Regions from separate parts of the Homo sapiens genome. Here region 1 is linked to region 2. A link is a loop called in an ENCODE intact Hi-C map of the cell type or tissue named here. Cell type or tissue: gastrocnemius medialis. All regions are shown on one strand. Links, peaks and the distances in the headings refer to the core of each region. The heading gives the core; the rest is flanking DNA.

Region 1 (15,184 bases), core at 4,892-12,891, 62 kb before region 2:
GGATCTGACCTAATCAGCTGAGCCCTTAAATGCGAGCCTAGGCTATCTCTGAAAAGAAAGATCCTCCTGAAGGCCTTGAAATAAGATGCCAAATTGTGAGGGGGCTACAGGGGAGGGCACTGTACGTGCCTCTTGGAGCTAAAAGTGGCCCCTGCTGACAGCCCACAGTAGACAGGGACCTCGGTCCTTCTGCTGCAAGGGTCTAAATTCTGCTAACAACCTCCTAAGCCTGGAAGACCCCCAACACCCAGAAAGAGACATAGCCCAGCCAACTCCTCGACTGCAAATTTGTGAGGCCTTGCATAAGGGACCAAGCTAGGCCATGTGCCTGGACTCTCAACCTATGCAAATTGGGAGATAATAAATAGATGGGTTTTTTAAAACAATTGGGTGGTTTTTTGTTTGAATATTATTATTATTTCAATGGTTTTTGGGGAGCAGGTGGCGCTTGGTTACAAGGATAAGTTCTTTAGTGGTGATTTCTGAGATTTTGGTGCACCCATCACCCGAGCAGTGTACACTGTACCCAATGTGTAGTCTTTTATCCCTCACCCCCTCCCCCACACTTTCCCCCAAGTCCCCAGAGTCCATTATGTCATTCTTATGCCTTTAGGTCCTTACAGCTTAGCTTCCACTTAAAAGTGAGAACATAGAATATTTGGCTTTCCATTCCTGAGTTACTTCACTCAGAATAATGGTCTCCAACTCCACCCAGGTTGATAATGAATAGACGTTTTTTTCAATTGCTAAATTCATAGTAATTTATTATGCAGCCACTAATGTACCTGGCAAAGCTCACATTTTTGCCCTGGTCTGCCCCTACCCTGAGACATTAAGCTCAGCAATGAAAAGGTGGCTCTGGTAGAGTTCAGAGGGCTTGTCCTTGTCCAGCTATTTAGACGTGGTTACCAGTGTGCCCTTGGGCATTTTATTTATGTCCTGGGCTATCATAACAGATGGTCACAAACTGGGTCAATGAAAACAACAGAAATTTATTCTTTCTCAGTTCCAGAGGCCAGAAGTCCAAGATCACAGTGTTGGCTGGGCCATGCTCCCTCCAAAAGCTCTAGGTGAAGACCCTCCCTTGCCTCCTCCAGTGTCTGGTGGCCCCGGGCGCTCCCTGGCTTGTGGCTGCCTCACTCTAGTCTCTACCTCCATCTTCACGTGGCCTTCTCCTCTCCTAGCCTCTTCTGTCTGTGTCAAATCTCCCTCTGCCTTCCTCTTATAAGGGCACTTGTCATGGGATTCAATGGCAGCTGAATTGAATTCAGGGCCCCCCCAGATAGACCAGGATGATCTCATCTCAAGATCTTTTATTAAATTACACCTACAAAAACCCATTTCCCAAATAGGAGAAAAGGTTTCAGGGTTTAGGACGTGGACATATCTTTTTGAGGGCAACTTCTCAACCCACTCCAGCATCATTGTCAACATGGAAATCGGCACGAACACCTGCATCCCTGGTCCACCTGCAGCTGGCTTCAGAGGAAGCCCCTCCCTCCTCTGTGAGCTGCAGAGCCCCACCACTCACACTGCTCCACGATCATGGCACTGCCACACCAGAGCCCACTCAGCTCCATCTTTCCTGTGCTGGGTGGGGGCAGGGCCTGGCCCAATTGAGCAGGTCAGTGCACCCGAGGCCAAGGCCAGTGACAGGAGGGACACATGGTCTTGGTCCTTCTGCTTCTCCAGTGGAGACGTTGTCTAGGGAGAAAAGAGGAGGCAAGGCACTTGTGGTTCTCTTTGGTCTTAGGGTCCACAAAGGACATCATCAGAACAGCTCATTTCATTAGGAAACCCCAAGCTGGCTCCTTCAGGAGAGTGAATCACCAGCTGCCAAAGTGTACCTTTTTGCTTTAATTGGATTTTCCTCTATTGACTCTGCTTTAAGTAATGAAAACCTGCAGTTAAATGTTTGCTGAGTCACCAGCTGACCACCCCAGTCCTGCCATTTGGTTCTGCAGATGTTCCCTGCAGTCCTGACTCATCAGCCCTCGTTGCCTGTGCCCCTCCTGGCTGGGAACAGACGTCTTCAGGGGCAATTCAAGCATGAGGAGAAAGAACAGAAAAAAAGATCAATCTTTCTAGGAAAGGAAGGGGCCAGTCATTATAATTTCATCACCAATAACCACGAGAAACATTGCTGCTTTCTGAAAAACAAACTTCCCTCATTGCCCCCTTCAACACACATATGGGGCCTGCATCAACGCTAAATAGCACCTGCTTGTTCCCAGCCGCCTGCCAGAGTTCAGCCCAGTGCATAGCCCTGGTAGAGCTGTCTTGTGCAGAATGGATTCTGTAAGACTTGGTGCAGGGTTAAACAGAAACAGGGAACATTTTAACAAGAGAGAAATTAGAAATAGGGACCAAGAGAAGAGGGCAACAGAGGCCAGACATTGCCCCTTTCCCATGGCCAGCAGCCTCTGGACCGCATGTGCAACTGCATGGGAGGTTCTGGGCCAGGTTCATTACCTTTCTCTCCAAAGCTCATCAGGCCAGGACTAAATGAAACACAGAGTCATGTGTGAAATAATCAGACTGCTGCGTTGGATCAGATTGTCTCTCCGGGATAGCCGGGGCCAGCAATTTCTGTTGGAATGGATGGTCCTAGAGACAGCCCTTCGCAGGAATCCAGGGCAGGGGTGAAAGCTTCTGGTGCTGCCCTTGGGTGCAGAGGGTTCATGCCCAGGCAGACCTGCTGGCAAGACCTGCCTGCGGGAAGACATGTGCCTTCCCATCCCAAGCCACCAACAGAAGACTGTCATTTCCCAACCACAAACAGAACACAAGCCTGCCACATGAGCAAGACCTGAGCAAAAATATCAGTCCAGAGTGTGCCCTATAATTTACTTTCCCTCTCATTTTCTTCTTTCTTTCTAAAGCTCCCTTTTGCTTCCCCCATCATTCTGAACATGGGGTGGAAGTGCGGGACACATCCATAAAAGGTTCCCGTCCTGCTTGGGGTCGCCTGGTCTGAGGCTGCACTGATTCCACTGAGGCCTGCCAGGGAGGGGCCCTTGGAACAAAGATTCCTTGGGAGGAAGCAGGGCTGCGTGGGCCGGCAAGTGACAGAATTCACACAGAATGGCCCAAATTGCCCACTTGAGCTTCCTCGAATTCTATTTCTGTGGATTCTTTTTTTTCCCCATTTTAGTAGGGAAAAACACTTTATATTTCCTGTACATTTTTACTTAAAAGGAATCAAAGGTAAAGGGAGCAGTGAGAAAGCAGAAATGAAAAGGAAATCTGTGGTCAGGAGGCTCCAAGAGACTGTGTGAGTTGAAGGGGGCCATCTAAGATATTTAAGGGGCTGCCGCAATGTCAGGCGGACCATAGAGCGGGAGGGATGGGGGATCACCTGACTCTACCCCGGGGCTGGCATGGGTGAGAGGAGGGGGCAAGAGAAGAAAGGAGGCGGGTTGTTCTGAGCTCATCAGCCGCCTCTGCGGCGGCCCCGTGTGTGCACCCTGCAGCACGTGGGCCTCGAAGGACGTGCAAGTTAACCCAGTTAGGTCTCCTGAAAGTCCCTTAGCACTGACTCGGGGCCAGCCTGGGGACCACAGGTCACGCACCCCTTTCATCAGACAGGAGTTTTCAGGCCAGGTGCCCTTCTCCGGTGACCAAAGAGCAGAATTCTCAGTGGTGAGGACGCATCTGCACAGCCCAGCCCAGCCCAGGCCAGCAGACCATAAAAGGCCCAAGACCTGCCACAGGTGAGACCAGCAGGGGTGAGAAAAACATAGGCCTGGCCCGGTGCGACTGGCAGACTCATGGCCTCTGAGGACATCCTAGCAGACGTCTTCCCCAGGACCTGTGCCTATGTCACCTCCAGTGGCAAAGCGGACTTTGCAGGGGTGATGAAGTGAAGGCTTTGCAGGGGTTGCCCTGCATTGTCCAGGTGGGCCCAGTGTCAGCCCAAGGGTCCTATCAGAGCAGAGAAAGAGGGTCAGAGTCAGAGGAGACGTCACGACAGAAGGCAGGAGTTGGAGTGATGTGAGGAAGAAGCCAGGAGTCATGGTACACAGTAGCCTTTAGAAGAACCAGATTCTCCCCTGGAGCCCCCACACGGAGCCGGCCCTGCTGACAGCTTGACTTTGGGATTTCTGACTTCCTACATGGTAAGACAACAAGTGTGTGTGCTTTCAGCCACTATGTTTGTGGTGTTTTGTGATGGTAGTGACAGGAAACCAACACACCTGAGCCTCGAGGTGAGCTACCTGAGCTGCAGGTCTGATGTAGTTTGGATGCCCCCTCCAACTCTCATATTGAATTGTAACCTCCAGTGTTGAAGGAGGGGCCTGGTGGGAGGGGTTTGGGTCATGGCGGGCAGATCCCTGGTGGCTTGGTGCCGTCCTGATGACAGTGAGTGAGTTCTCAAGAGAGCCAGCTGTTGGGAAGGGTGGCACCAACTCTCCCTTGCTCCCACTCTGTCATGTAACGTGCAAGCTTCCCCTTCTGCCATGATCGGAAGCTTCCTGAGGCCTCCCCAGAGGCAGATGCCAGCACTATGCTTCCTGTACAGCCTGCAGAATCGTGAGCCAATTAAACCTCTTTTCTTATAAATTATCCAGTCTCCAGTATTTCTTATAGCAATGTGAGAGCAGCCTGACCCAAGGTCCCTGCAGGTGACCTTGGGGCCTCGACACTCACAGGACATTGAAAATCCCAGGGCCGGGCTGTTCCCATGCTTATCACATCGGACTGTCATCCAGCCAGGGCCACAGGGAGTGGGGCTCTGAAGGTGAGAATGATTCCGGGGGTTTAACGAAGAAACTTTGACAAGGGTGGCTGGGGGCGTAGGGTCCCCAGGGGACAGTACGGTCACCTGAGTCTAGAAGCACCTGACCTGTGAGCACCCCAGGCCTAAAGAATAAGGGGAGAGCATGCCCCCCAACCCCGGAAGGGTAGAGAGAGCTACCTTGGGGGTCAGTGACCTCTGTTCGAGGTGCCCCAGCACCTGATGAACTCTGGGGACAAAATAAACGAAGCCCCCATGTTCCCTGGTAGAAGTTGCAGCTCCTGGGAGAGAGAAGTCCCAGTGAAGGAAAGAGACGCACAGACAAGGGCAGATTCGCATGAGCTCTGTGAGCCGGGGAGCAGCTCGGGGGCCTCGGCTCCTGTAGAAGCAAGTGCGGTTGGGGAGCAGCTTCTGACCTTTGGGTTGCCATGGCCAGGTCAGGGAGTATCCCAGGCAGCAGAGCAGCTTCAGCAAAGGTGACAGAGGCAAGAAATGGCAGGAATGGTTGGAGGAACAGAGGGGTGCACAGCCAGCGATGGGCACGTTAAGCCAGACAAGCACAGGGAAGGCTGAGCTGCATTTCTAGAGCAACGAGAGGCCATAGCACAGGAATGGCCATCTTTGATTGTCCCCAGTGCCCAAAGCAGAAAGGCCCAAGACAGGGAGGCCATTCATTACAGACATCCAGTAGAGAGAGGCCAGCCATACATCTGGGCAGCAATGGCCATGGGTGTGGGGGAGGGGAGATACTGAGACTTGTGGCAGCACCTGGTGACAGCGTGCTCCTCGGGGGTGGTGAGCGGCATGAGGAGTCCAGGCTGATTGCTGGGGCTTCACTCTGAGACATGTACATGGCAACACTCCCAAATCATGTTCAGCCACGTCTCCCATCACAGCATCTGGTCCTTGTGTCCGCCCCCAGCACCTCAGGCTCAACGGTCCCCAAGGGACTCGCCATCCACCTGAACATGTGTGCGCTCATTTTGCCTTCCTCTGTGAAGGTCACCACAACCCACTCTCCACCCATGCTGGAGTCCTCGTCGCTCCCATACACACAGCCGACACCCACTCAGTCTCGGCCTTTGATCCTGGACCAGGACCCAAGGCTGGGCACCGCCTTCTCCACCACCTCCCTGGTTGGATTGCTGCCTGGACCTGGCTGGCCTTCGTGGCCCTGCTCTGCCCTGGAATGCCTGTTCTCCCTGTGAGAACCAGAAAGGCCTGTGAAGAGCCACTTTGGTCTGGTCTAGAAATCACTGACCATCCCTAACACCCACAGAATACTCTCAGCTCTGGAGACAAAGTGGCCCGTTCCAACCCAGGGCGGTCATGCCAGGCCTCTCTAGAACACCCTTGAGTGTCCCCCTTCACTAACTGCAAAGCCACAGCCTCCGGGTGACCCCCAAGTACAGGCTTCCCGTTCTCCGTTTCTACTGGGACCCCTCTCCTGCTCCTCCCCGGTCCTTGGAGTGTACCAGCCATTGCTCTCTGCCTCGGGGATTTTGCCTTCTCCTGCCTGAGGTGCTCCTTCCTCAATACTTGCTAGCTGGCCTTTGCCTGAAAGCCTTGGATTGACACTTGCCTTCACCGTGGGGCCCATTCCCAGCTACTCTGTCTGTGATGGTGACCTCCTCCACCCCATCCCAGCTCCCGGACCCCCTTGCCCTGCCCTGAATTTTGCTGGGCCTTACCTGCCATGTTTCAACATTTAAAAAAAAAAATAGAGAAAGAGATGAATCTCTGGATTAAAGGTTTTATTTGGAATAATATGCAAGAAGTAGGATTGCACTCTGGGGCATACATGCAGAGCAGAATGGCCTCCAGCATGTTCAAAGAATACAGGGAAAGGTTAGGGTGTCCTGGAGAAACAGGAGGTTATGCAAGTTTTTTTGTTTTTTTGTTTTTTTTTTTTGAGACGGAGTCTCGCTCTGTCGCCCAGGCTGGAGTGCAGTGGCGCGATCGCGGCTCACTGCAAGCTCCGCCTCCCGGGTTCACGCCATTCTCCTGCCTCAGCCTCCGGAGTAGCTGGGACTACAGGAACCCGCCACCACGCCCGGCTAATTTTTTGTTTAGTAGAGGTGGGGTTTCACCGTGTTAGCCAGGATAGTCTCGATCTCCTGACCTTATGCAAGTTATTTTAAAAGAAAGTTCAATGGCACTGGCAGCATTTTACAACAGCTGGTGAGTGTTCACTGGCAAATGTCAGTAGCTGCTAGATACAACTTCTAATCTTGGAATTAGAGTTAGGCACCTGTAGTTTTGCACTGGGTTTGTGAGACAGTGTATTGGGCAACTGTTTATGAGTAAGCAGCTAGCTGTGCTGTGTGACTTATCTAGTAAGCTGTGGTTTGGAAAAAGTTCTTGTGATAGTTCCTATTATCAGGCAAATAGTGCATGAGAGCCCCTCCTGTATTAGTCTGTCCTCACACTGCTATAAAGGAATACCTGAGACTGGGTGACTTACAAAGAAAAGAGGTTTAATTAAACCTCTTTGGCTCACATTTCTGCAGGCTGTACAGGAAGCATAGTGGCTTCTGTTTCTGGGGAGGCCTCAGGAAGCTTACAATCATGGTGGAAGGGACAGAGGAAGCAGGAACATCTTACACGGCTGGAGCAGGATCAAGAGAGAGTTGGGGGAGGTGCTACACACGTTTAAACAACCAGATCTCACAAGAACTCACTAGCTCAATGACAACATCTCAAGAAGGATGGTGTTAAACCATGAGAAACTGTCCCCATGATCCAATCACCTCCCATCAGGCCCTACCTCCAAAACCAGGGATTACAATCCAACATGAGATTTAGTGGGGACACAAATCCAAACCATATCACCCCCGTTCTTACCCTCCCCAGCTCCATTTGCCAGGGTTTGACACAAGTGATTCCATTTTGAGTCTTACAACTTTTACATTTCCCCGTTTTGATGAAGATCTTTCTCTGAAAGTATTGCAGATCAACTATTCTGTGGTTAGGTTTTGATTGTCCTGCTGTGCCAGGACAGACCTGTCCTTGGTTGCTGGTCTGGTCCTATGTCAGGGGAAGTGATTGGCAAAGAGGAGTTAGTGTCAAAATCCTCTTAGCCACATTTGAGCAACCAAGGAGGTCTGGAGAATGCGGCTGTCAGGCTAAGTCTACCTGGAGTCCACTGTTAAGTTTCATGTTGTCAGTTCCGTAAGTGTTAGTTATCATTTGAAGTGCTGGGCCAGCATTACTATTTTTGGAGTGTCATTCCTGCAGAGATTGGACAGACAACAGGTACAATGTTTAAAGGAAATAATTCAGAGTAAATTGAATTATGCGTAACTCAATTATGTTCCAGCATAATTATTATTTATTATGCAGGAGCATAAAAAATTGAGTTTATGGCCAGGTGCAGTGGCTCACACCTATAATCCCAGCACTTTGGGAGGCCAAGGCAGGCGGATCACCTGAGATCAGGAGTTCGAGACCAGCCTGGCCAATGTGGTGAAACCCCATCTCTACTAAAAATACAAAAATTAGCTGGGTGTGGTGGTGGGTGCCCATAATCCCAGCCTCTAGGCAGACTGAGGCCAGAGAATCGCTTGAACCCGAAAGGCAGAGGTTGCAGTGAACTGAGATCGCGCCACTGCACTCCAGCCTGGGTGACAAGAGTGAAAATCTGGCTGGGCACGGTGGCTCACACCTGTAATGCCAGCACTTTGGGAGGCCGAGGCGGGCAGATCACGAGGTCAGGAGATCGAGACCATCCTGGCTAACACAGTGAAACCCCATCTCTGCTAAAAATACAAAAAAAATTAGCGGGCGTGGTGGGTGCCTGTAGTCCCAGCTACTTGGGAGGCTGAGGCAGGAGAATGGTGTAAACCTGGGAGGCGGAGCTTGCAGTGAGCTGAGATCGCGCCACTGCACTCCTGCCTGGGCGACAGAGTGAGACTCCATCTCAAAAAAAAAAAAAAAAAGAGTGGAAATCTGTCTCAAAAAAAAAAAAAATCCAGTATATTCAATGGCTTTGGACCAAGAGCCCAAGCTCAAGCCTATGGGCAACAACTAAACTAATCAAAAGGCCAGGGGGGAACTGGGCAAGGCCTGTTGTAGCCTTTGAGTAGCATTCCATGACTTGGCTGAATTAAAGCAGAGTGCCAACTCTACAAAAGGGACCACTAGCACAATTTGAACAAAGAGCTGTGTTAAGGATGTTGTTAAAGTTACCCACTAGATGGACTAAAGGAATTTTTAGGTCAAGTTCTGTCAAGTTACCCATAGCAGTTACTAACTGTGAAATTTTACCTTCGGCATAATCCTGACAAGCAACAAAGGTAAGAGTGTAGGAGTCTCATTATAATATGGAGGCTTGCTCTGATGTCTTGGGAAAAGCTGTCTACAGCGTGAAGTTGGCAAATTGTTGTGCAAATGTCTCTGATTATGGCACTGGGCAGTTTGGTGAACTCTCTGTACGGTCCAAACATCAGGCACAAGATTTGTCCCTTGAAGTGCATTCAGTTTCAGCCTATAGGGCCTCAGGAAGACAACAGTTCTTGTTCTTTTTCTTAGTGGGAGGGTTGTAACCAGATATTGAGGAGAACTCGAATTCAGGATCTAGTACAGCCTACAGGTAGATAACAAGAACTCAAAAACAATTCACAGAGCTGCAGTCCAATGGCAGGTGATATTATAGTCATTCTGATATATTTGCCAAAGATAATTGGAGTAAGAATAATTTGCTTGTAAAATAAATTTAGTTTCATCAGATTTGGCCTGATTATTTACAAAAGTGTAGCAAGAATAGTGATTTAATCTTGGCTTGAACTTTTTTTCTTTTTTGAGGCTAGAGAGCCTCAAGGCAAACTTTGGATTTTATCTATAATGCCTATATGCAATTTTAAACATGACATGTTACTAAAATCTTGGTAATACAATTGACATTTCTAGATGCATCTTGTTATAAAGAAAACAGATTTGTATGAACTTATGCAAATAGCTATATCATCATAAATTAAAAATTCACAAATAGTTTTTGAATTTTGAAGGATCAAGTTGGAAGAAAAAAAAATGTTTTCACCTTCATTTATAATGCTAGACTTCACCAAATTGCTGTGAACTATGGGTAACTTAAAACAGAAAGTTGTATTTAGTCTGGAAAGCAAAACATTTAAGAATCAACAATGTTTCAAATAAAGAACCAACAACATTTCAAACAAATATCAAAAAAATCATAATTTTTATCAGTTATTCAATCTCACATAATTTTGTTCTGCTTAATCTTGATTAGAAGTTTCATGAATCCATCAGTTTTTCATTTGAGTTTTTAAAAGTTTTATAGTCCACTGATCTTAAAAGTTATTAGAAGCCTGTATTTAAGAGCACTCAGTAGAGTCTTTTTTTATTAACCTGATTGCAGATGCCTTTAGAGAAAAATCTACCTGTAGATGACAATAACTTACAATGATAATAATTAAAATTGGATAAAGTTCAGCAATCGACAAGGAAATTCAGTTATTTCTATTGCATTTTAAGATAACAACCAGAATCATAATTGACAGCATCACATCAGAACTATTAGACTTTTATAAATGTCATATAATGTTTAAATATTCACATCAATAACATATCCACTTAAATATAAGTTTTAAAAGATCTAGTATCACTTTATTATTTGGCAGTGCTTTTTACATAATCTAAAATATCAAATAAGCCTAACGAGAAATACATCCTTTGAGGCTTTTAAGGAAACCAACTGAAAAATCCCAAAGTCAATTTTAGGTTAAAAAGACTTTAATTATAATCTGATTTTGAGAAATTTGTCAAAGATGTTAAAAGGCTTAAAATATTTAATTAAAATAGAATCACTTGTCATTGAGAAATAATAGTCACTTATTTACCCAGAATGATATTTAAAAGATGTCAAAAGCAAATGCAAAAAGTTACATAGTTGAGAGGAAAAAATCTTAGACCTGAATTAGAGATGACTTCATTTTCCCAAGTAATCAAAAACCTAATAAAGATGGCACAAAGCACACGAAACTGCCTTACAACACACTATCTCTGTTTCTTAGGCTGTTTATCTAAAAGGTAGAAACAAAACAAAACACATCTCCTACAATATGACTGCTTCTTTTTATTGGAAGCCTGTTTGGATAACCTGGAAGTCAAACCTGATGAAAAAAGTACTTGAATTCAATCAGGTAATGGAATAGTAGGCATCTAAGGTTGTTCGTGTACACCAATATTATAGAAGAATCATATAATCAAGAGAACCAATACCTGAGCAGGGGAATGCATGGCTTCCAGAAAAACTAAAAGAATGTGAGACTGCCCGGTTACATACAGCAATTTAGGCACCACGAGAAAATCTAAGAGTACAGAATCAAGTTCTATAAAAGAAAACATTGTTCTCTTAGGCCTTAGCGAAGCACTCTCAGCATCAAACCGCAACAGCAGTCAGATCTGGAGTGGTAAAAGCTATAGCAAAAGAAGAAAAATTTGAGGGAGAAAGTCACCGCTTTAGTTAAGCAAAAAGATGTGCCTTTTTAAGGAGAGAAGGAAGAGGAGTGGAAGGCAATGATGCATGACCCACAGATTGCATGTAGTGACATGGGTAAGAAGCCAGACCCTTGAGATCCTGAATCAGAAACACTTTAAGAGGAAGACTCTACACTGAGAAATAAAATCATCATTTTAAATGAAGAAGACAGCACTTCCAACTTGAAATTAGATAGAAACTGTAAAACAGGAAAAAGCTGTAGTTCAGAAGATGGCTGGAAATTTAAAGAAACCAATTTCAAAATTGAAATCAAAACCCTTTACGATGCTTTGTTTTGTTTTTTCATAAGAGCAAATCAACATCTTAAGAAAACCCTGCTCCAAACATACAGGACAGACTCCAGGCCTTTATCAGTGTGCCCTGACATCAGTGCTCAATTCTCAGAAAACCTTGTAAACGATTCCCTTCTGATCCCAGCCAGCCTGGTCACACATGAAACTCCAGCTCCCTGTGCCAGGCCCATTCTTCACAAACTCTGCATGAGCTGCTCAACCCTTTCAGCATTCTCCTAAGCCCCCAGTCTTGGTCCTATGTTTCCCCCTTTTTATATATTGAAACATTCAGTTATTTTACCTTAGGACAAAAATTATCTTTATTCCCTTTGTCGCTGAGACCACACAACATTCTTTCCCATACAAAAATTATTTTGTGTATATTTTGCATACAGAATATACATCTATTACATATATTAATTTGAAGTTTTAATTTTTAGTAACCTTAAGTTTTAGTAAAAACCCAGAAAGTAACTTTGAACTATTATATCCTGTGGATATATTAACAGCTCATGACTATATGTTTTATAATCTCGGCTGGGCGCGGTGGCTCACACCTATAATCCCAGCACTTTGGGAGGCCAAGGCAGGCGGATCACCTGAGATCAGGAGTTCGAGACCAGCCTGGCCAATGTGGTGAAACCCCATCTCTACTAAAAATACAAAAATTAGCTGGGTGTGGTGGTGGGTGCCCATAATCCCAGCCTCTAGGCAGACTGAGGCCGGAGAATCGCTTGAACCCGAAAGGCAGAGGTTGCAGTGAACTGAGGTTGCGCCACTGCACTCCAGCCTGGGTGACAAGAGCGAGACTCTGTCTAAAAAAAAAAAAAAAAAAAAAAAATATATATATATATATATATATATATATATATATATATATAAAATCTATAAAAACATTTTTATAGAACAACTTCTGAATGTGGAGGAAGACACATTTATTTACTAATAGACCCAAATGTCTTTTGTCTTTTTATACAATTTAGGAAACCAAAAGTAAGTAAACTTGAATCTCTGTTTAACAATTCATGTTTCAGTATTTTATTTAGAAATGACCCAGCTATAGAACACATGGACACAGGGAGGGGAACAACACACACTGGGGCCTGAAGGGTGGAGGAGGTACGGCGGGAGGGAGAGCATCAGGATAAATAGCTAATGCATGCTGGGCTTAATACCTAGGTGACAGGTTGATAGATGCAGCAAACCACCATGGCACATGTTTACCTATGTAACAAATCTGCACAGCCTGCACACGTATCCAGGAACTTAAAAAAAAAGAAAAAAAGAAACGACTCAGTTATTTTATGAGTCTCTATTATTTAATTCAACGTAACATATCTAAGATTTCAAATTCCATGAAAAGTTTAACTATAAACATTTATTCCATTTATATTCACTTTATTTTTAACAATTGTACCTAGATTACTTATGCAAACTGAGATGTTAGACAGAGCTAGTTATTATTTCAAATTATTTTCCTGTCAAAGAAAAACCCTAAAAGTTAAAGTATTGTCTTTAATATACAGGAAACAATGGACATGGCATTGCACTCTTTTCTGTACTTTTGTTCTTAGGTCAAACACGTACTTTTATGATTTTAAATCATTTAACAGAGACAAATATAACCTTTGGCCAAGAAACCCAGGACCCCCCCCCCGCCAACAAAAACAATAATGTGTACTAACAATTCTGAAGGTATCTTCATTTTCATTTTGTCAACCAATTTAAAGTCAGCCTATTTATCAAAGATAATTAAGTCAGATGACCTAAAAGGAATTTAGGATAATTACTATATTTGTGATCAATTATTTTATGTAAGTGCTTGTTTTTTTCTTTAAGCCAATTGAGTTATTTTACACATTTTGGTAGAAAAATATCATATTAGCATATAAACATTTTTAAAATTATATAAACATATAGACAAAGATCTTACAGTTTTAATTTAAGAAATTTTGTCATGAATAAAACATAGTAATATAAAGTCATTAGTTTATAAAAAGAGAATTGAATTCTAAATATATGTCTGACAAAATGGAACAAGGCTAAACTCGGAGGTTTTTCATTTGCCCCGATAGCTAATCTTATGAAGGCTCTGAACCAAATTATGTGAGGAGGCTTAAAAGATAAAACTTACTCTAACAAGGTCTGTGCGGTATTTCCTTCGCTTTAATTCCTGGTCCTTGAAGATAAGAGTGTTGTTTTTCCTTCTAGTTCAGGGAGTTTGTCTTTTACATGGGAATTGCATCTTTTGCTTTTAAGAAACAGCATGAAGGTCAAATGATTCTTTTTTGTACCTGCTGTTTTTCAAGTGTTGTTACTTATATAGTCAGTATGCCAGAATAGCTGAGGAGTTTTGGAAAATAGATTTTAGCTTGAGGAGGAGGCGTGGGAAGGTGGGCAAGGCTCCCAAGGGGAGACAGCCCAGCTGGCTTTGAGACAGTGTTTTGCAGGAAGGCAGTCCTTGAGTCCTGGGTGCAGCTTGAAGCTTTGAGTTACCCACTGAGATGCCCATCCTATCTGGACTATCTGATTTTAAGTCAGAGTCTTTTCGTATAGTTCTAAGAAAAACAAACCGTTTGAATGACCTCCATAATGTTTGAACGTGTCACCAGCTAGAGTCCCAGAAGAAGGGAACTATCTTAGCCTGCCTTTGAACTTTAAGAGCCCATACTTTAAACCAATGTATCGAGGCAAGTCAGCACTAAGGCCAAGCACATAAAAGCAAAATATCAGGCGTGCAAAATGAAACCAAAGAATAAGGTATGTGCTCACTGGGAAGGACGACAAAGCCTTCTTTAACAGGAGGGAAAGTCCCTCATAAATCAGGAGAAGAAAAGGCCCTTGTATCAGTCCATTTTTATGCTGCTGAAAAAGACATACCTTAGACTGGGCGATTTACAAACGAAAGAGGTTTAATTGGACTCACAGTTCCACATGGCTGGGGAGGCCTCACAATCATGGCAGAAGGGAAGGAGGAGCAAATCGCATCTACATACATGGCAGAAGGCAAAAAAAAAGAAAGAAAGAGAGTTTGTGCAGGGGAACTCCTCTTTTTAAAACCATCAGATCTCATGAGACTTATTCACTATCAACAGAACAGCATGGGAAAGACTTGTTCCCATGATTCAATTGCCTCTCACCAGGTCCCTCCCACAACACGTGGGAATTCAAGATGAGATTTGGGTGGGGACACAGCCAAACCATATCACCCCTCTTAATAGGAGACCTCAGCAGCAGGAGGGGAAAAGACCCCTCACAAACAAAACCCAAATAAAACCAAAGAACTCAACTGAAACAAAAATGAGAGCTCAACTCAAGAAAGAGTCATGGTACCGGGGGAGGAAGCAACCCCTGGAAGCCAGGGGCAGGGACACTCAAGGAGCCCCAGAGTGGGCACCCCATGCAATCCTTCCAGGGGCGTTGATCTCTCCAAGGTGAGTCAGCTTCAAACCCCACTTCTGACAACAGGTTATGTCAACATAAAAAAAAAGAGAGCTGAATCTCTAAATAAGAAGGTTTAATTTGGAATAATATACAAGAAGTAGGATTACAATCTGGGACATCCATACAGACCAGGGTGACCTCTGGTGGGTACAGAGAACAAAGGAAAAGTTAGAGTTGATAGGGGAAAGAGGAGTTGCCCCATGTCGTTTT
Region 2 (15,184 bases), core at 2,263-10,262:
ATTCTGAGGGGCTGCCTGCCACCCAGGGAAGGGGATTACCCAGGGCATACCCACCAGGGAACAGGAATCCTGAAGGCCATCTTAGAACTCTGCCCATCACACCTTCCCATGCCCATAAGATGTTTCACTGCATCTCATTTACCCGAAAGCACCCAGGTGATAACAGGTGCACACTGAGGTTCTCCACTTAGTTTGTGGAGCCTCGGGGGAAAAAAGGTTTTAGTCTGGGGTGTTGAAGGAATAAAGATGAGTCTTGACTTTTCCGAAGGGCCCTGCCTCTGTGTAACACCTGGGAAGCATCACTTGTAAGACACGCGCATTTGGAAGGGCCAGCACGAGCTGCTCCATCTCACTGGACAATGAGGTCCCTGGTGGTTTCCAATTAGGCTGAGCTCATTGGCTTAATAGTCCGGCCCCAGCTGTTGCCTGGGCTTGAAAGAAAGAAAACTGGGTCAAGCAAATGATTTCAGGCATTCAGAGCAGTTATTTCCACTAACCAGCCTGTCTGCCCTCTGGATACTGTCAGTGCTTTGAGAATGGGCTGGGTTATAGTTTCTCCACCATGGCTGCCCATCAAGACCACCCAGGGACCCACCCACCTAGACCTGTCATCTTAGGTTCTCTAAGGTGGGCCCAGGGTTTTCTCAAAGCCACTCGGGTGATTCTAATGGCCAGCCAGGGTGGAGAACCACTAGATTGGATAATCATTTGGGAAACCACTTCTCACAAGATGAAAATTAAAATACCAGTTGACTTTGTTGAAGGGGATTCAGTTTATTAGAGCAAGAAGTAGAGCCCTGCAGGGCGTGGAAATGCATTTTGGAAAGAAATGCAAATGGGGAGGAAATGGCTTGTTTCAGGACATCCAGATGCATTCTATGAGTGCGCATCGAGTACTCCCAAGTGCAGGGTGCTAAGACACAGACAGTTGTGCACAAGCTCAACAGGGGCCCTGCCTCCTGGAGCTGATAGTCCCCTGGAAATCAGACGGGAAGAAGGGGAAAGACGGGAAGGGGAAAGACGGGAGAGGGAGGGGATAATACAGTAGCAACACAATGTGTCCTTCAAGCTGCTAAGATCCTGAGCTTGTTTTTAAACTGGAGCACAGCAGAATTCAACTCTGCCTTTAGGTGAGAAAAATCACATCACATTTGTGTTAAGAGAAAACACATCCTGAAAATTTATGAATGAAATGATAGTGTCTCGTGTGTGTGTGTGTGTGTGCATCAGGGGACCAGTCTGCATAGATATAACTAGATTAGACAAAGGTTGTCACTTGTTGGAGCTGGGTGACAGCTGCATGAGGAAGGGTCATTGTGCCATTCTCCCCACTTTTGTATGATTGATATTTTCCATAAAAGAAACTTAACTAAATTAAATTAATAAATCAAGAGACAAAAGAATGACATATTCTGATGGTTAATACAGTGTCAACTTGATTGGACTGAAGGATGCAAAGTATTGATCCTGGGCGTGTCTGTGAGGGTGTTGCCAAAGGAGATTAACATTTGACTCAGTGGGCTGGGAAAGGTCGACCTACCCTTAATCTGGGTGGACACCATCTAATCAGCTGCCAGTATGGCTAGAACATAAAGCAGGCAGTAAAATATGAAAAGACTACACGGGCCTAGCCTCCCAGCCTACATCTTTCTCTCATGCCAGATGCTTCCTGCCCTCGAACATTGGACTCCAAGTTCTTCAGTTTTGGGACTCAGAATGGCTCTCCTTGCTCCTCAACTTGCAGAGGGCCTGTTGTGGGACCTTGTGATCATGTGGGTTAATACTTAATAAACTCCCCTTTATATGTGTGTGGGTGTATATATATATATATAAAGGAAACAGGGGATAGCCATGTTACAAATGCACTGAAGACCCCTGCTGATATATATATACACACACATATATATCCTATTATATATACACATATATATCCTATTATATATACACATATATATCCTATTATATATACACATATATATCCTATTATATATACACATATATATCCTATTATATATAATATATAATATATCCTATTAGTTCTGTCCCTCTAGAGAATCCTGACTAATACACATATCAATTAAAATTTTAAAGGTATATTTAAAAAAAAAAAGCTAAGAGTTCAAAGTGGAGCAGAGAACTGTTGTATGAAACCCTTAGCAATACTCAACTTTTCAAACTCTGCACATTACTACCTGGCACACGTATAAGTCTAGAAAGCAGACTTCTGCAAAACCCCATGTCGGGCTGCGAGCCCTGCCACAGCCTGTTGGCTGACGACATGGAGATTATCTGTTGTGGCGTGTGCCTCCCTTAGACACAGCACGAGTGGGGAGCAGCCTCAGGGTCCACAGGCCTGAACCCCCAGCACTGGGTACAGTGTGCAGCCCAGAGAGGGCCTGAAAAACCAATGGCTATTTACAGAGCAGAAATGAATCAACACAAGCACTCATTTTCTCCCCGTACCAAGTCCGGTCAAGCCCTTGTGGAAAACGTTTCCTGTTTGGGGATCCACATTTCCAAAGAACACATTGGACAGAGTCAAGAAGAAAGTCCTTAGCCAAGGCTAACAGCACAGGCTGGGGGAGGGGAACTGTACAGGGCCACGCTGCTTCTCCACAGCACACCCAATGGAGGACAAGTGGGTTTCTCTTCTGGAAACAGGGGATAAGCCACGTTAGGGATGCACTGAAGACCCCTGCTGAGTGACATCTTCACAGGCCCAGGCAGGTCCTGCCTGTTTTCTCACCAGCTGTCCTGAGCACACATCACAGTCCTAGGCTCACAAGGGTGAGTGGTGGAGGAAAGGAAGAGAGGGAGGAGGGAAGGAGGGAGGGAGGAGGGAAGGAGGGAGGAGAGAAGGAGGGAGGGAGGAAGGGAAAGAGGGAAGAGGGAAGGAGGGTGGGAAGGAGGGAGGGAGGAAGGGAGGAAGGAGAGAAGGAGGGAGGGAGGAAGGGAAAGAGGGAGGAGGGAAGGAGGGAGGGAGGAAGGGAAAGAGGGAGGAGGGAAGGAGGGAGGGAGGAAGGGAAAGAGGGAGGAGAGAAGGAGGGAGGGAGGAAGGGAAAGAGGGAGGAGGGAAGGAGGGAGGGAGGAAGGGAAAGAGGGAGGAGAGAAGGAGGGAGGGAGGAAGGGAGGAAGGAGAGAAGGAGGGAGGGAGGAAGGGAAAGAGGGAGGAGAGAAGGAGGGAGGGAGGAAGGGAGGAAGGAGAGAAGGAGGGAGGGAGGAAGGGAAAGAGGGAGGAGGGAAGGAGGGAGGGAGGAAGGGAAAGAGGGAGGAGGGAAGGAGGGAGGGAGGAAGGGAAAGAGGGAGGAGGGAAGGAGGGAGGGAGGAAGGGAAAGAGGGAGGAGAGAAGGAGGGAGGGAGGAAGGGAAAGAGGGAGGAGGGAAGGAGGGAGGGAGGAAGGGAAAGAGGGAGGAGAGAAGGGAGGGAAGGAGGGAGGGAGGAAGGGAAAGAGGGAGGAGGGAAGGAGGGAGGGAGGAAGGGAAAGAGGGAGGAGGGAAGGAGGGAGGGAGGAAGGGAAAGAGGGAGGAGGGAAGGAGGGTGGGAAGGAGGGAAGGAGGAAGGGAGGGAGGAGAGAAGGAAGGAAGGAAGGAAGGAAGGAAGGAGAGAGGGAGGAAAGAAGGGGAAAGACGGGAAGGAGGAAGAAAGGGAGGGAGGGAGGAAAAAGGCAGAGAAGCGGAAGGCAGAGAAGGGAGAGAGGAGAGGGAGGGAGAAAAAAAGGAAGTAGTCTGTCATTAAGGGAGGTTATGGCATATTCCATGGGAGAACTTTTATTCTTTTATTTTTGTACCTTTTTAATCTTTTTCTTTTTCTTTTTCTTTTTTTTTTTTTTTTTTAGAGACAGAGGCAGAGTCTCCCTATGTTGCTTATGCTGGTCTCGAACTCCTGAGCTCAAGAGATTATCACAGGAGACTTTTTAAAGAAAACACAAAGCTTTTTGGGATTTGGACCATTGAATTGCAATATTGAAAATGCAGTGCTCAGATCAGCGGGGAAGACCTGAGCCTTGCAGGAGGATGCCAAGACCCCAAGTTGGCAGTTCCAGGCTTCACGACTGGGTTATACACAGCGCCGGCTTCCTGGTCTCACAGGGAAACAGGTCTCGGCCTCCATCAGCCCCCATTGTGTGCAGGGCGATCCCGCACAGGAGAAGCCTGGGGTGATGGCTCTGCGGCGAGCAAGCTGGCTGGGCTGAACTACACTGCCCAAAATTCTGTCTCGTGTGGTCCTCGTGGAGCGGACAGCAAGGGATATGCTCTCCTGAGAGTTTTAGGGGAGGGAGTCAACCTCTTTGCAGCTTGTCTGCCTGGAGGGTCTGCTGCGTGAAACAGCAGCCGGATCTGCATCTGCTCCATCCTCGGCGCCCCTCCCCAGGGCCTTCGGCTCTCCCACACCCTCGGCAGGCTGTGTGAGCCCCGGGATGAAGGCGCAGCCTCTGCAGGACACCCTCTCACCGAGGTCAGGGGCAGTGAGGACGGATGCGGGTCCCAGTCCATCCTCAGGAGGTCCTGGCTTGCGGGGCCCCAGCTCATCCTGGCGGAGTCTCACCGCGTGTTTAGGGGGTTCCCTTCCTGACCGCCTCCCTGTGGGCTTTATCACCAGCCTCTCCATGGCGTAGGCTCAGTCCCTGCGGCAAATTCCTACTCATGGTCGGCTTCTCTGGTGGAAGTCTGACTGAGAGCCACTAAATCAGGGGATCCCTGGGCCTAAGCTGACGTCGGTGGCTGAGGTCCTGGGTCGCCGCACTCACCGGTCACTCCTGTGCCCCACCACGGTCTGCCAGACTCAGTTGAGTAAGTGTGGGCAGGGTCCCTGGCTCAGGGCAGGTGGCCGTCCCAGAGTCTTTTTATTTAGCGATGCTCATCGCAACCCTAGTTTGCCGCACACCGCCTCTGCTCGCAAGGGCTCCAAAGGCCTTGGAGAAGCAGCTTGGATGGCTGGTTAAGGGTGTCACGTTTCGAGACGGGCATGAAAGGAGCCGGGGTTCCCAATTCCTGACCTCCGAGCAGGTTCCTCACCCTGGGCACTGCTGCCACAGGTGCACCCTGCGCACTGGAGGACATTTAGAGGTATCCCTGGCCTTTGCCCCCCTGATACCAAGAGTACCCTCCCCCCACAAGTTGTAGCAACCAAAATGTCTCCAGACATACCCTATCCCAGGGGGCAAAATCGCCCCCGATGGAGAACCACCACCTTCGATGCGGACCAGATAAATAAAGACCGAGATACTTGAGGAGGAGGGCTGCACACTGTCCTTTTTGGGGGAAGGTCTGCCCTGCATTTCCAAGTTAAGTACTTCTTATTCTCTTGGTATTGAACGGCCCCTTCTCTCTTGAAGATCTTGATGATCCAGAAAAACTGTGTTTCACGATCCTTCTTGGCAATCACATTTTGGTCCCCACGATTGCCTTTGAGAACCGTGTGGGTCTATGGAATCTGAATGCCTGAGATAGCTGCACGTGTCTCCACCCTGGCTGGTGGGCTTCTCTGCTGGTGTCCCCAGCAGGCCCCACAGTGCCTCGTGTGGCACGTGCGATGCAGAGCGAGATGTGAGTCCACAGGATCCCTGGCGTGTCTGCTAAAACACAGGTGGTGGTGGCTGAGCCCTATCAACAGCGAGCTCTGCTTCAGTAGCCTGAGCTCCTCTCTTGTGGTTGGTCTTCATTTATTTCCATAACTCTGCACTCTGGACTGCTCTCCTCCAGCCTTGCACATGCCGGGGGCGGCCCTGGCAAGCACTGCTCTGTCCTGCCCTCCTTGCTGCTCCTCTGAAGGTCACACTATCCTTTGACCCTGTGCCCCACGTCCCCACCCTGGGGAATCCTCTCTAAGTGCTTCTGTACCTTTCTTTCCTCCCTGCTCCGTGGCTCTGCTCCCCTTTCTGCGCTTACTTGTTCTGCAGGTGGGGATGTCAGATAAGATACAGGCTGGGCATTACATTTGGATTTCAAATAATGAATACTTTTTTAGCAAAAGTGTACCCAGAATATTGCATGGGACATATTGTGCTTTAGAGCTATATTTGCACTGCCGATCTGTCAGTCACACGGAACTGGGGACCCTGTATTTGTATTTGCTAAATTTGGCAACCCCTGGCTTCCCCAGCTGAACGTTTGCCACATCCAGACTCCTCTTGTCGGCGTCTCTGGCCCAGCCTTCTCTGCGCTTCACTCACAGTTACTCCTCCCGGCGCTCCCCTGGTTTCCTCGTAGGTACGTTAAGAGCCACTGTTCACCCACAGGCCAGGGATGATGAAAGAATAGCTCCTGGCAGCAGGGCCACTATCCCCAAGATGTCAAAGGGTGAGCGGAGGGTCAGGGAGCTGCCGCAGTGCTCAGGGCTCACACGCACCATGGGCCGCCAAAGGAGGGGCTGCAAGGGAGAGCCAGCTCAAGAAGCTGGCAGGAAATGTGCACCACATCTGTGCTCTCCAAAAGCCACTGCAGCTGGAGACAGGTGTCCTGACCACTGCTTAAGGGTCCCACGGTCACATATGTCTCATGAATCAGATCCACATAGCAACATCATGTGCTTCCCTTTCCTCCTCATTCCAGATGGGGAAGCTGAGGACACACAGCCGGGCTGGACCCACGCTCTTGCCACATCATGTGGTTGGGTGCTGCCCTTGTATGGCAGACTGAGTAAATTACAGACAGCAAGTGACTCTCTCCCCTCTCCTGTCCCGAGGCATCAAGGGCTATGAGCTGAGAAGTCAGGGAGGGACCTGCTGAGAATGACTCCAAGCTGGAAAATGCTGAATGTTGTTCGGCACACCTGCCAAGGGTGTCTTTTGTGCTCAAGGAATGCTTTTGACTTGATCAGAGCCCACACTCTGTGATGACAGCTGTTAACTTGATAAAGTGCAAATACATTTGTCCAGGAGAAAAGATGACCCCAGAGGCCACACTCTTACTCTCGGTAGGCGATGGCCCAATTTTGCATGTCCGTGGCCAAGATATCCCAGCGTCTCTTTTCTGACGGACTGCATAAATCAAATGCCCATTAAACCAGCTCCACCATCCTGCTGCTCCCCTCATTGCTGAGTGAAATGAATCTTCAACGAATTGTTGGCCACACTTCACTATATTTTAAAATTATACTCAGGCCCCGTGATAGCATGCTTGTGTTTACCATGTTCTGCATACACTGCAAACCAAGCCATGTTTAAAAAAAATTATTCAGTAAAAGTCTGGCATTATGATTTATCTATAGACTAATATATGTCTTGTCCCCTAATACCAACATCGTGTCTTAAAAAAGTAGGCTGAGCGTGGTGGCTCATGCCTGTAATCCCAGCACTTTGGGAGGCCAAGGCAGGCAGATCATGAGGTCAGGAGTTCAAGATCAGCCTGGCCAGCATGGGGAAACCCTGTCTCTACTAAAAATACAAAATATTAGCCGGGCATGGTGGCAGGCGCCTGTAATCCCAGCTACTCGGGAGGCTGAGGCAGGAGAATTGCTTGAACCTGGGAGGCAAAGGTTGCAGTGAGCCGAGATTGCACCACTGTACTCCAGCCTGGGTGACAGAGCAAGATTCCATCTCAAAAAAAAGAAAAAGAAAAGAGGCTGGTCACAGTGGCTCACGCCTGTAATCTCAGCACTTTGGGAGGCCGAGGCGGGTGGATCATGAGGTCAGGAGATCGAGACCATCCTGGCTAACACGGTGAAACCCCGTCTCTACTAAAAATACAAAATAGCCGGGCGTGGTGGCGGGTGCCTGTAGTCCCAGCTACTTGGGAGGCTGAGGCAGAAGAATGGCATGAACCTGGGAGGCGGGGCTGGCAGTGAGCCGAGATCGCGCCACTGCACTCCAGCCTGGGTGACAGAGCGAGACTCCGTCTCAAAGAAAAAAAAAGAAAAAGAAAGGAAAAAAGCAAGGAAACAGCTTGTTGGAACAGGACTGAGGCAGCAGCCAGCTGGAACCCTGCCCTCTGGGAAGGCTGCCACCAGCTTTGGTGTCCTGAGCGACACCACCAGACTGACTGGGGGCATGTTTCACGTTTCAAGTCCAGTGACAGTGCCATTTCCATATCTGTAAAACCCAGAGGAGTCAGCGCTATTCTGGGGAGTAGCCATGGTGGCATGTCCTCTCAGGTAACCCTAATTTGGACGGGAAAGGAGGCATCCCACAGGAGTGTCTCCAGGGAGGACCCGATGTGAGGGGAAGCCAGGCAGTCATCTCAGGGAGAGTGCAGGGGACCTGGGCTCCGGCCTCACCTCAGCCCTCTCTCAACAGCAAAGCAGGTGGATAGGGGACCTGTAAGACCCAGCTGTGGGGGAGAGTCTTTTGCAAAATTCCTAGAAGCAAAGCCATGTTGTCCCTCAAAACCATTAGTCAAAGAGCCCAACAGTGTTCCAAGAAAGTCCTGGTTTCTCACAGATCTTAGCCACCTGACATTCAAGAGCAAAGTTTCTTCCCAAAGCCTCACCCAGTCACTCCATCCTTTCCACCCCGGCAACCTTCAAGGGCCAGCATGCCCTGCAATGTTTCTTTTTCTCTACAATCACTTCCTCCTTGAGCAAAGTTTCTTCTGATTCATGGCAACAAGAAAAGAAAAAACATTTGCCCTTCCTATATCTCTCTCCGCCTAAACGATGCCAAATGCTACACAAAGAAAAAAAAGAAAGAAAAGAAAAGAAATAAACAGGATGTGCCTTAAATTACAAGTGGATATTGAATGCTCATCAGTTTGAGAACACTCTGTGATCCAGGGTTGCAGTGGAGAAACACAGGACAGAACCCTTAAGACATGTGGCGAGAGAGAGACAGACAGAGAAACAGGGACAGGGAGGTTTGTTTAAAGGCATTGGTTTACTAGATTATCAGGGCTGGCAAGTTCAAATCCATAGGGCAGGCCATCCAGAATGCAGGCTGGAAACTCAGGCAGGAGCTGTTGCTGCCACCTTGAGGCAGAATTTCTTCTTTCTCTGGGAAACCTGTTTTGTTCATAAGGTCTTCCATTGACGAGATGAGACCCACCCACATTTTTGAGGGTAGCCTTCCTGACTTAAAACCAATTGATTGCAGATGTTAACTGCAGCTACAAAATACCTTCAAGGCAACTCCTGAATTAGTGTTTGATTAAATAAGTGGATACGAGAACTTAGCCAAGTTGACCCATGAAACTGATGATCACAAAATACAGAATTAAACTTCCAGCGTGGTGGTGCGCACCTGTAATCCCAGCTACTTGGGAGGCTGAGTGGGGAGGATTGCTTGCACTGAGGAAGTCAAGGCTGCAGTGAGCTGTGACTGCACCATGGCACTCCAGCCTGGGCAACAGAGTGAGATCCTGTCTCAAAAAATAGAAAAGGAAAAATTAACCTTCCAACTAGAGTGTGCATCATTCTCCCTGCCATTTTGGGCTGCCCAGGCAGGCGACACTGACTGGCATCTGAAGAGGCACAGGGCAATGGTGTCTGAATCATCCCCAGGCAGCAAGACACACACAGTGAGCTCTCAGCCCCTGCCCCATGGGCCCTCTGAATATGCATGGAAATAAAGGAGAACTCTGCCTTCCAAGACTCCCAAACAAAGTAAGAGACCACAGGTTTAGAGCTCAAGAGATGGTTTCACCTCTTCTCGCTCCCTGTCCAACCCCATGTATGGCTGGGAAACGGAGGCCTGAGCGGGAGTCCATGTGACTCTCCCAAGTAGCGGCGGATGCAGGACTGGCCGTCAGGCCCACATCATGTATTCTATTTGAAAATGCTGCTGTCCACATGACTACAAACCCCACGTGACTAGAGCCACTAGTTCCTCTTTACCCTGGTTCAGTTTGAAGTGACAAGGATTATTCAAATAATCCCCCAACTCCCTTCACCTCAAAAACTATCCATATCAAATCAAGAAAAATATCCATTGAACGTCTCTCATGTGTTATAGCAGGGTATTGATTTCAGAGAAGTTGGGATTTGCAGTCCTCAGGAACGATGTCTCTGTGCACAGGTGGGGTGTACAGGGGAGTGACACAAGAGCCCCCAGATCTGCTGCGCCCCACCCTTCACTGGGGAGCTGGGTACCATGAGCTGTGGAAGGTGACCCAAGTGCGGGCTGATGCCCTGCAGTCCCAGCTTTGTGACTCAGGGTGAATGCCCTTCCCCATCCATCCTCTAAAATGAACAGGGAGGGCTAATTGAGCCCTAAAATTCTGTGTGTTGGCAGATAATGACATTCTTCTGTGATTACAGAAATTTATAGTTGTTATATTTTTCTGTCCATGACATCTCTTTGGTTTTAGCCATGACTTATTTGCTGCCACATCCTCGGTATGACAGGAGATCCCCAATCACTTTATACCATCCATTACTTCCATTGTTCCTTTGGGAAAATGCTGCCTGCTTTCCAAAGCAGTTTCTAGAAATGCGTTGCACAATGCCTGTGGTGTCTGTGCCCTCATCCGTCCTTGTTGCCTGGTGAAAGAGCTTCTGTGACTGTCGGGAGGATCATCTGAGAGCTCTCTGCCACCCGTGGCTCCCCACAGCAATGGTCCTGAAGGTGCAGAGGTGTGGAAGGGCTGGAGAAAGAAAGGTCCCGAAGTTACACTGCCTCCGAGTCACCTCCATGTCACCACAGATGCCACGGTGGGGAGGTGGGGGTGACCAAAGGGAGCATTCCAAATATTTGCAAGCACACCTCATAAACCACTGCACTCACTTCCAAAGAAATCAATCCTCTTGGTAGTTCCTGCGTGTCTTGGAAGCTTTTGGAATGTTGGAACGTGTTCATTCTTCAGAGAAATGCAAATTCCAGCCAAACACAAATTTACCTCCCACCGTACGAAGGAAAGTCTCCTGAAAGTACCGGCACATGGCACAAGCAGAGATCTTGTGCAAGGGCAGGCAGCGACCATGGACAGGAGGATTGAGGGAATCACCTAAGTGGGCTGAAGCGGGGGCCATGCCTTTGGAATGCGCAGGTTCTAATGTCTCTCCAGTGGCCTCCATCCACATTTTTCTCTTCAGGACAGTGTGTTACCAGTCTACAGTCTCACTGGGCAGGCGCCACCTCCACTTTTTGTGGATGACACCTCCTGCCGGGGCTTTGCAGGGAACTCAGAGGAGCCCTGAGGCGTGTGGATAAATTTAGGCAGCTGTATTAGTCCATTTTCATGCTGCTGATAAAGATGTACCTGAAACTGGGCAATTTACAAAAGAAAGAGGTTTAATGGACTCACAGTTCCATGTGGCTGGGGAGGCCTCACAATCATGGCAGAAGGTGAAAGGCACATCTCACATGGTGGCAGACAAGAGAAGAGAATGAGAATCAAGCAAAACGGGTTTCCCCCCTATAAAACCATCAGGTCTCATGAGATTTATTCATTACCATGAGAAGAGTATGAGGGAAACCACCCCATGATTCAATTATCTCCCACTGGGTCCCTCCCACAACTCTTGGGAATTATGGGAACGACAGTTCAAGATGAGATTTGGGTGGGGACACAGCCAAACCATATGAGCAGCTCTGCTGCAAGCCAGGCCCAGGTGGCCAGAAGGTTGGTTCCTCAGGCGAGCTTGGTGAGACCCAGATGGCATTGTAGACACACAGGACATGAATTTGCCATGTACATTCAACATCCCTCTAAAAGACATGGGAACCAGTTCCACAGAGCAGGCAATTCCCTCTACCCTGGGACTCATGAGCAGAGCTCCATGGTGAGCATGGAATGGGCAGCCTCCGCTGCTGTGCACGGGCAGTCTCAGTTCCCAGCCAGAGTTTGAGGACGGGTTTCCTCACTACAAGCCACTCCTTCATCAGAGGCTGACGTGGAGAAGATCCACTCCAATTCCAGTGCAAAAGCCACCACACTTTCATTCTGACCACACAAATGTTCTCCCATAGGAGTTAACTTTACTCTTTTTAAGTGCCCTATTTATTTTTAACAAGTAATACACAGATGTGGAACAAAATTTAAAGGTATACAATGTGTTTCCCTCTAATTGCCATCCATGAGGCACTCAGTCTCCTCTCGAGAGATGAGCCCTGGATCAGGCTCCCTGCATGTCTTTCCAGAGAGATCCATGTAAAGTAGACAGACGCCAGAGATTCTGCCCATCCGCGCCTTGCTTTTCTGCATTCACCAAGATATATTAGAAACATGCATCAGCAAATACAGAGCTGCCTGACGCTTTCAGCAAGTGTGCGATGCCATTCCCTTTTGTGGATACATGGTAATTTATTCAATCAGTTCCCTATTAGCAGGTGGTTTCCCATCTTTCACTCTTGCGATGCTGTGTGATTAACTTTGCACATCTGCCTCGAACACTTACCAAAAGATATGTTGGATAAATTCCTGGAAGTACAATTCCTAAGTCAAAAGGTATGAGTGTTTTTAATTTGATAATTATTACCAGCCAGTAGGTTTAATCAATGCATACCCTCATCTGCAATATATGAAGGTACCTGGTCAATACAGCTATGGGAGAAAGCTCATGGTTCAACTTTGCACCCTCTAATGAAATGGGGCATATATCAACATGTTTATTGGCCATTAGTGTATATATATATATATAGATAGATAGATATTTTTACCTCTTTCTCTGTTGATCTTTTTCTGTTTGATTTGGAGGCACTCTTTGTTTATTAAAGAATAAATTAGTCCCTTGATTTGGGATGCCTTTCCTTTTGTTTGTTTGTTTGGTGTTTTTTTTTTTTTTTTGTCATGACTATTTTATGGGTCTTTTTTCATTCAGAAGATTTTTGTGTGGTTGATTTTATTGTTTTTTTAATGTATCTGGGTTTGGGTTCAAAATTTTAAAAGCCTTCCTCACTCCAAGACTGCAAGTCTGCTGACTTGAAATCCCCACACTTCCCCCTCTCACACACACAATGTATAAAATTTAACTCTATTGCAGTTAAACTGCTAAATACTGTCAGCCAAAATTAAGGCTATTGAGGCAGAAATAATTTGAGAAAGGTTTACTGGAAGCCAAATGTGAGGATTGTTCCAGGGTCAGAATAGTTCTATGAGAAAGTTTAGGAGCAGGGAGGGGAGGGCACTCCTTACATTGGAGTTGTCCTTTCCATTGGAGGGTACCAGGGTGTCCCAAAGAGGTTACAATCATTAGCTTCAGATTACAACACAAACACATGCTAAAGCATTCTATCTGCAAGACAACTGGCAAAACTTCATGATTCAGAGACAAATCAGGGCCTGGTGCACTGGTTCATGCTTGTAATCCCAGAGTTTTTCGAGGCTGAGGTGGGGGATCCCTTGAGGCCAGAAGTTTGAGGTTACAGTGAGCTATGATGGTGCCACTGCATTCCAACCTGGGCCACAGCTCAAAGCCCCATTTCCAAAAAATAAATAAGTAAAACAGAAATAAATCAGTGTCTTTTTTCACATTGATCTGTATGTTGACAGTTGGAGAAGGGTACGAGAAGATCTGAGGGATTCACGAGAAGACCCTTTACTCAGGGGACAGGATGCAAACCATGCATCATGAAACCTTCCCCAAGCAGGTAACTCGGAAGGCTGCCAAGTGGGACCTGTAGGCTCTCAGCACCTAGCCGTGGAATGACAGATCCAAGCTGGAAGGGATACGGACAATCCATAGGTCCCACCCGCCTCTTTCAGCAGTGAGAGAATTGAGACACCGTCGGGTGTCTCCTGAGGTCACCCAGCTAACTGGCCCCAAGAAGCACAGGCCCCAGGAAGCCCACCCTTTGTCTCCCCCAGATTCTGACCAACCCCCACATCATCTCCTTGCCTGGTTTCTCTGGGGAACCAGGAAAAGAGCTGAAGAGTAGCTTCTGCTTTATAATGTTCACATTCCATTTCTAGTTGAAATTCAGTTGATTTTTAAATAATGCATCGCCTTAGATTGTGGGTTTTGGCAGGAATTTCAAGATACAGATAAAATTCCAGAGAGTAAAAAAGAGAAACACGTTTACTGCCAATTCCTTTTGAGGGGAATAGAAAAACATATTTTTGAATAAGCTCATCCTGGGTTCAGCTTCCCCTGTGAGAAGGACACATATAACAATAAGAAATTAAGGGTTCGGGAAGGAGAGGGGCCACCCTGTGCTCACCCCCACACAGCCCTGCAGGAAAACCCAGTGAACGGTGCCCAGGTGCCTGGCTGACTCCTGGGCCGGGAGGGGACATGGAGGGACAGTGGCCATCAGGCTCTTTGTGGACACTGGGGATTAACTACTGCTCGTTCTCAGCTCACTGGTGTCCAGCCCATCAATAACCTCATCAATAACCTAACTTTGGTCAATTAGGTTGGAGTCCGAAGGTGACTGATTTGCGGCAAGGTTTTCTCTCTTCCTCTGTAAAGTGGAGTCCTTCATCATTCATCGCAAGTAGACAACTCGCTTCCTAATGCCTCTGCATTAAGGAGCCAGGCGCTGCAGCTCTTTGGTACGTGACCTCAAATAGATTCATGCGTCCTTCTGCTGACACGGTGAGTACCTCCTGGAGTCCAGGACTCAGAGCATGGACACACCCTAACTCCAGCTAGGGGAGGGCGAAGCCACCTGCACCTGGGAGGCTGGCGCTGCCTAAGCGGGTCAGGCAAGTCCTCGCCTTGGAGGGGAGAGTCCTTAGTGATTTTCCCTGGCTCTGCTCCCACCGACGAGACGGACTCAGGAGGGGCGAACGGTATGTGGGGCGGGGACGCTTTGTTCAGATGGCGTCATCAACCCCAGGTCCGTCTGGTCTTTTTTATTCACTGCATATTAAGGTGCGTGCGGCCTGTGGCTGGTCCCTGTCCTGCACACCTGTATGGCCTGGACTAGGCCTGAGCGCCTCAAGGGCCGAGCTGGGTCCTCCCCACCCGCCGGATTCCCCAGCGCCCAGGCTGTCTCCAAAGAATCCCCCCGAGAGCAGGTCCCCGCTTCTCGGGCGTCGGGGCTCGCCGCAGTCACGCTGCACACCCTCCCGGCCTAGGGCGGCGCCGGCCCGGGACTCGCGTGTCTCCCCGCGGCGCCGCGCAGGACCCGGGCCTCGGAGCCCGGCAGCATCCCCTGCTGGCCGCTGGGCTGAGGAGCCGCGGGAGGCGGGGAACGCGGGGCCGCGGGGGCTGGGCGGGCCGGAGTGCGCGGTAGAGGGGGCGGCGCGGCCGGGGTGCGCGGTAGAGGGGGCGGAGCGGCCGGGGTGCGCGGTAAAGATGGGGCGGCGCGGCCGGGGCTCGCCAGCACCAGCCCTGGAACCCCATGGGGGACCTCGACAACAGCGCCTTT

What was found. Peaks named below come from ENCODE experiments on the same cell type or tissue, not always from the same donor. Only the 100,000 strongest peaks of a DNase experiment are listed, where the experiment ranks them.
Region 1: a loop joins it to region 2, with 12 times the contacts of the local background. A loop is called at or near these places in 2 of 110 quality-filtered maps.

Annotation. Positions count from the first base shown.
Region 1 is chr5:6,503,327-6,518,510 of GRCh38, forward strand. No RefSeq gene overlaps it. Among named protein-coding and RNA genes, the nearest start is that of UBE2QL1, 62 kb to the left of the region's middle. RefSeq lists an enhancer at 3,557-3,766. In gastrocnemius medialis, for the core only: no CTCF peak of the experiment used is centred there; no DNase peak of the experiment used is centred there; H3K27ac peaks cover 1,818 bases.
Region 2 is chr5:6,568,196-6,583,379 of GRCh38, forward strand. LINC01018 (long intergenic non-protein coding RNA 1018) reads left to right here and starts at 13,941. Exons shown (of 5, transcript NR_024423.2): 1 at 13,941-14,071; 2 at 14,225-14,406. RefSeq lists silencers at 15,023-15,072, 15,120-15,184. In gastrocnemius medialis, for the core only: CTCF peaks have their summits at 6,645 and 8,898 (motif pointing left); DNase peaks (open chromatin) are centred at 6,636, 7,966 and 8,856; H3K27ac peaks cover 2,514 bases.